2 separate regions of the Mus musculus genome follow, and region 1 is linked to region 2. The links are chromatin loops, found by intact Hi-C in ENCODE. Cell type or tissue: heart. All regions are shown on one strand. Links, peaks and the distances in the headings refer to the core of each region. The heading gives the core; the rest is flanking DNA. Region 1 overlaps Lrrn2 (leucine rich repeat protein 2, neuronal). Region 2 has its middle 6.1 kb from the start of Gm38687.

What was found. Hi-C counts contacts between places; a loop is a spot of excess contacts. Peaks named below come from ENCODE experiments on the same cell type or tissue, not always from the same donor. Only the 100,000 strongest peaks of a DNase experiment are listed, where the experiment ranks them.
Region 1: a loop joins it to region 2, with 2.7 times the contacts of the local background. A loop is called at or near these places in 2 of 42 quality-filtered maps.

The regions. Positions count from the first base shown.
Region 1 is chr1:132,926,100-132,929,004 of GRCm38, reverse strand. All of the region lies in intron 1 of Lrrn2 (leucine rich repeat protein 2, neuronal), which reads right to left. Gm31159 (a long non-coding RNA gene) reads left to right here. Exons shown (of 3, transcript XR_878529.3): 1 at 1-2,905. Among named protein-coding and RNA genes, the nearest start is that of Gm31159, 2.3 kb to the left of the region's middle. In heart, for the core only: no CTCF peak of the experiment used is centred there; no DNase peak of the experiment used is centred there.
Region 2 is chr1:132,976,346-132,979,250 of GRCm38, reverse strand. No RefSeq gene overlaps it. Among named protein-coding and RNA genes, the nearest start is that of Gm38687, 6.1 kb to the right of the region's middle. In heart, for the core only: no CTCF peak of the experiment used is centred there; no DNase peak of the experiment used is centred there.

The DNA.
Region 1 (2,905 bases), core at 154-2,653, 50 kb after region 2:
AGATGGCCCTTAGCCACGGGGAACTAGGAACAGGGGCAAGGAAGGCACTAGAGAGGGACACAAGCAATGCTGATTGCTATTCCATTCCTCACCACACATCTAGGAAATACCTTCCTGTCTAAAGCCTCGGTAATCCGATGCCTCTGCAGAGCACTTGCTCCCGGATGAGCACCCATTGCCTCCTCCATGCGCTGAGAAGCCACAGCCTGCAATCCTGTGGGGCTCTTGTCTCCTCTCTGTGCACTGAGTCCTCAGCTAATAGTCCCCAAGTCCCCAGCTGATAGGAAGGCATCTGCCATAATCGTGAGAAGCTGTGGGTCTCCCTCGCACCTGGCTACACGCAGCCGGAGGTGGGGTGGCTGGCGGGTTAGAAGGCAGAGCGGATGTGGAACAGGCCGGTTAAGCACGGAGAAAGGCTAAGCCCTTCCTAACGGAAAAGGAAGATGAAATCAGAATGAAAATTGATGAGGCAGGGAGAAAAGGAGACTCGTTTCATCAGCAGGTTTACCAGATGAAGCCCAGAGATAAATCACGCCGCAAAGAAGGCCTGGGCTCCAGGGCGCAAGCCTTCCCCTCTGTCAGCTGTGGCAGGCAGGCTGGGAGATAAATAGCTGCAGCTGAGGCCTTCAGTGGGTCTCTCTCTCTCTCTCTCTCTCTCTCTCTCTCTCTCTCTCTCTCTCTCTCTCTCTCTCTCTCTCTCTCTCCTCCCTTCACTGCAATGAGATAGCCTATCAACCCTCCACACCCTTCCAGGTCTGCCCTGGTCTGGCTCAGTCCTTCAGTCCTCCCTACCCCATAGGCGCCTAGAGTTCATCCCATAGGTGTCCTCCCCAGCTCAGCTCTTTCCTGTTCTCTCCATATTCACCTAGACTGCCTGCCCTACAGACAAGGGGAGAGAGCACAGCACAGGGCGTGGGGAATGGTGGCAATGTAGCCCAGGCTATGTCTGGGAATAGGCTTTGATCATAGGCTCATCCCTCCTCCCAGCCATCAGTAGCAACAGCTTGGAGAACGTCCTCAGAAATGTATATTCCTGAGTCCACCCAGCCCTCCAGCATCAGAGTCTGAGGATGGATAGGGCATGGAGACCCATGTTTGAGCTGGATGACTCCCGAGATCCCCATTCTATAAAGCAAGGAATGATACTTAGAAACCTCTAAAGCATTTACTCACAAGATGCTTGCTGTTGCTCTCCTGACAGGTAAGAATGGAGTCTTCTAGAATCCCCCCACTTCCTCTGTCCCGGGCCCAGGGAAACTTCCAAGTAGGGTCAGTAAAGGTCCAGTAGGCCTTTCACTCATGTTGGGCACTTCACACGTGGGAAAGACGAGGGACATAGCATACAGGGAGGGCAGGTGGTTGTTCACAGATTGAGAACAAAACAATGGAAAAATCTCTATGGAATATAAAGGTGTTATAGTGGAGCAGCAGGGCTCAGCTGTGGGAACAGGCAATGTATAGTCCCCCCACATATAGGAAGTTAGGCAAGTATTGGGGACAGGCATAGTCCCCCTACATGTAGGAAGTTAGGTGAGTATTCAGAGGAAATATGTGTGGGATAGTTTTATATCAAATTGACACAAATTTTAGTCTGTGATGGTTTGCATAAGCTCGGCCCAGGGAGTGGCAGGATTAGAAGGTGTAACCTTGTTGGCCTAGTTATGTTACTGTGGGCATGGGCTTAAGACCCTTACCATAGCTACCAGTATTCTGCTAGCGGCCTTCAGATGGAGATGTAGAACTCTCAGCTCTGCCTCTACCATGCCTGCCTGGATGCTGCCATGTTCCTGCCTTGATGATTCTGGACTGAACCTCTGAACCTGTAAGCCAGCCCCGATTAAATGTTGTCCTTTATAAGACTTGCCTTGGTCATGGTGTCTGTTCACAGCAGTAAAACCCTAACTAAGACATAGTCATTTGGGAAAGGAGGAGTTACAGTTAAGAAAACATCTACACCAGACTGGCCATCTTGATTGATGATTGATGGGAGATGGCCTAGCTCACTGTGGGCAGTGTCATCCCTGGGCCAGTGGTCCTGAGTTCTGTAAGAAAGCAGGCTATGCCATGAGGCACAAGCCAGTAAGTGAGACTCTTCCATGGCCTCTACTAGCTCCTGCCTCCAGGTTGCTGCCTTGATTTCTTGCCGTGGCTTCTTTGATGATGCACAGTGTGCATAAATGGAAAAGGAAATGAACTCTTGCCTCCCCAAGCTGCTTATGGTTATAGTGTTTTATCCCAGCTGGTATCTAAAATGATGAGTGAGGTTGATAGGCACTTTGATAAGATTGTCTTTAAGAATCTCCCTAGGCTGGGAGGACCAAGCTCCTAGAGGGAGTCTGGACCAAGAAGGGTCACAGGAAACACAGATAATGGGCAGACATTCAACTCAGGAGCCACCAGAAGCAGAGGCCTGGGAGAAAGCTATAGGAAGTGAATGGCAAGGAGTGTTTCCCTGTGGCCTGTGAGGAGAGTGGAAAAGAGCATTGCAAGCCAGGGCCAGGATGGTCTGGACATGATTCTGTGTGTAATGTAGGCTTAGTGTAGTCTCAGGAGCCACGGAGGCCACCAAGACTTCAGCCATTATTAATAATCCACCGAGCCAGTCTCACCTTGAGATTGAAATTCTACCTTCCCTCCTATCCCATGAAACTATGGTCTGAATTCAGGCTCCATATTCTTGTGTTAGAAACCCAATCCCCGGGCTGGAGAGATGGCTCAGCGGTTAAGAGACTACTCTTCCAAAGGTCCTGAGTTCAAATCCCAGCAAACCACCTGGTGGCTCACAACCATGCATAATGAGTCTGATGCCCTCTTCTGGTGTGTCTGAAGACAGCTATAGTGTACTTATATATAATAATAAATAAATCTTTTTAAAAAAGAAAGAAACCCAATCCCCTCTTTGGAG
Region 2 (2,905 bases), core at 306-2,805:
CCAAGTGCTAGGATTAAAGGCATTTGGTGTCGCGCCTGAGAGCAGGAAATCTTTTGATCAAACCACCTGCATTACAGTGCCAGTGCCTTTCCCAGGGTTTCATGGTGTGAGAGTGCATTGGTGAGTGTAATAGAGATATGGGTGGTAAAGTGTACAGGTGTCTCAGGGGTGGGGATCCGGCTGCATTAGTGGGTTCTAGTGACAGAGGGACGTTTCCTAACCTTCACCCACACCTTCGCCAGTGTGGGGAGCACAGGCTTAGACACAAAGGAGAAAGTCTGACTTTGCATCCGTGGCTTATCGCCTAATCCTTTCCTCGGCTGGATGTGAGGCAGATGAGTGGAGACAGAGGAGAGCTTGAGGACTTGCAGGTAGAACAGTGCTCTCTGGGGTTTATTTGCAATTCTGGGCTCATGGTTCATCTGTGACTGGCGCCATGCCGTAGCTCTTTTAGTCAAGAGTCTTGGCTGCTCCTGCCTCCACTATGCCCAGTCCCAAGCTTTTTGCAGTCCCAGCACTTAGGAGGCTGAGGTAGGGAGACCTCAGGTTTGAGGCCAGTCTGCACTACCTGTTGAAACCCCCATCTCAGAAAAGAACAAGGGCCGGGCTGGCGAGTTAGCTCAGAGGGCGATGGTGCTTGTTGCCAAGTCTGACGACTGGAGTTCGAGCCCCAGGACCTGTGTGGTGGAAGGAAAGAACCAAGTCTTGAAGTTGTCTTCTGATCTTCAGGAGAGCACTGTGGCACCCACACAGCCCCTCACCCACCCACGCCCAAATAAATAAACAACAACTGTAAAAACGATACTCATTCTGATTTATTCCTTAAATTTACCTCTAGGAGTTACACGTGGACAAAGACGCCCACACAGCCCCTCACCCACCCACACCCAAATAAATAAGTAAACAAACAAACGACAACTGTAAAAACGATACTCTCTTTCTGATTTATTCCTTAAATCTACCTCTAGGAGTTAGTTACACATGGACAAAGACGTTACTTCCTGTTAATTTAATTTTTTTTTTTTTTTTTTTTTTTGAGACACGGACTCATTCTGTAGTCCTGGCTGGCTGAGAGCTTACAAGGTAGATCAGGTTGGCCTGAACTTTATAGAGATGCTCCTGCCTCTGCCTCCCAAGTGCTGGGACTAAAGGCGTGTGCTGTCATGCCTGTCTGTTGCTCCCTGTTAAAATGGCAGCGATCTAGAAGGCCCACCATGCTTGCCATGAAAATAACGTCAATGACCTTGCCCTTATCCTGGGTTAAGGCAATGACTCCAGGAGGTAAGAGGGGAGCCTTGGGAAGATCAGGCCTCTGCTCAGTGCAGAGATGGCCCGAGATGCTGGGGAAGGACCTTATGAGTCATTGAGTGAAACAGCTGCAAGGTGTATGTTCTTGGAAACTAGGGAGAGCAGAGCCAGGTCTCGAGACCTCAGAACTATGAGGACAAGCCACATGCAATAAGTGACTTCCTGAAGGCTAACCTGCCAGAGCTGCAGCTTCAGGCAACGTCTGGACCAACTGTAGCAGGGCAGATGGATGCCAGGACAGAGGGCAGGAACAAGGTTGGGGAAGGCCAGGACAATATCTCTGTTAGTAGGAAAACCAGGAGGAGGCTTGGGCACCTGGAAGCCAGATGAGCAATGTCTTCATGACAAATGAGAGTTCCTTGGCAGGCAGCCTTCCCTTCTGCTTTCCCCACTGGACAGACTCAGTGGCTCCAGGCCCCTGCCATCCACTGATTGCTTTATGATGAATGCACAGCCTGTCCCTGCTCCATGTCCCAAGTTCCCATGGCAGAACTTCAGCACATAAGTAATGCACTTAGAAATTATTGTCCCTAGAATCTCTCAGTGTGCAGTCTAGGGGCAGTGACCGGCGAGATGGGCCTGTGATTTCCCTGTAGAGCTTGAGTCAAGGACAAGTAGGTGAACCTCAGCACGAGGGCGAGCTTTTGCAGCAGCTGAGAGTAAACCAAGGCCCGACTGAGGCGGACTCTGCCAAGCTAAGGCTGCCCATCTTCCCATGCACTCTTGGGCTGGGCTAGACAATAATGTGTCACATGTGATGGCTGTTCACTGACACTGCCTGTGGAGTCCCAGCCTAACTCCTCACATAAGGAGCGGCCTGCCCCTGGTTTATCTGAATCCAGGACAACGGTTGGAAGTCAAGGAGCCATCTCTCAAGTCCCCTACGCCAGACAGTGTCCTCTACCAAGGATAGAAAACCAACGCTCAGAAATGAACATCCTCATTTCTCCCCTCCCCTTCCCTCTCCTCTCCTCTTCTTACTTTCCTCTCCCCCTCCCCTCCCCTCTACTCTCCTTTCCTTCCCTTCCCTTCCCTTCCCTTCCCTTCCCCCTCCATCTCCCTCCCCTCCCCTCTTTTCTTCTCTTAGTCACCCTCTTTCTTTTTGAGACAGGGTTTCACTATGAAGCCCAGGATGGCTTCACATTCACAGATATCCCTCCTCTGCCTCTGCCTCCTCTGCCTCTGCCTCTGCCTCTGCCTCTGCCTCTGCCTCTGCCTCTGCCTCTGCCTCTGCCTCTGCCTCTGCCTCTGCCTCTGCCTCTGCCTCTGCCTCTGCCTCTGCCTCTGCCTCTGCCTCTGCCTCTGCCTCTGCCTCTGCCTCTGCCTCTGCCTCTGCCTCTGCCTCTGCCTCTGCCTCTGCCTCTGCCTCTGCCTCTGCCTTTCTCCCCAGTGCCAGGACTAAAGGTGTATACCACCACACCCTGCACTTCTTCACAGCTGTTAGCTGGGCCTGGGTTCCCAACCAAAGGTTTGCCTATGGACCAGACCTGATGTCGAGTTAGCTACATAGATTGACTTCATAATTTATCAAAGCAAAGGAAGCAGAATTTTGTGCTATTAAGGCAGGCATTCGACAGAGTTTCACTAGAAACAGAGA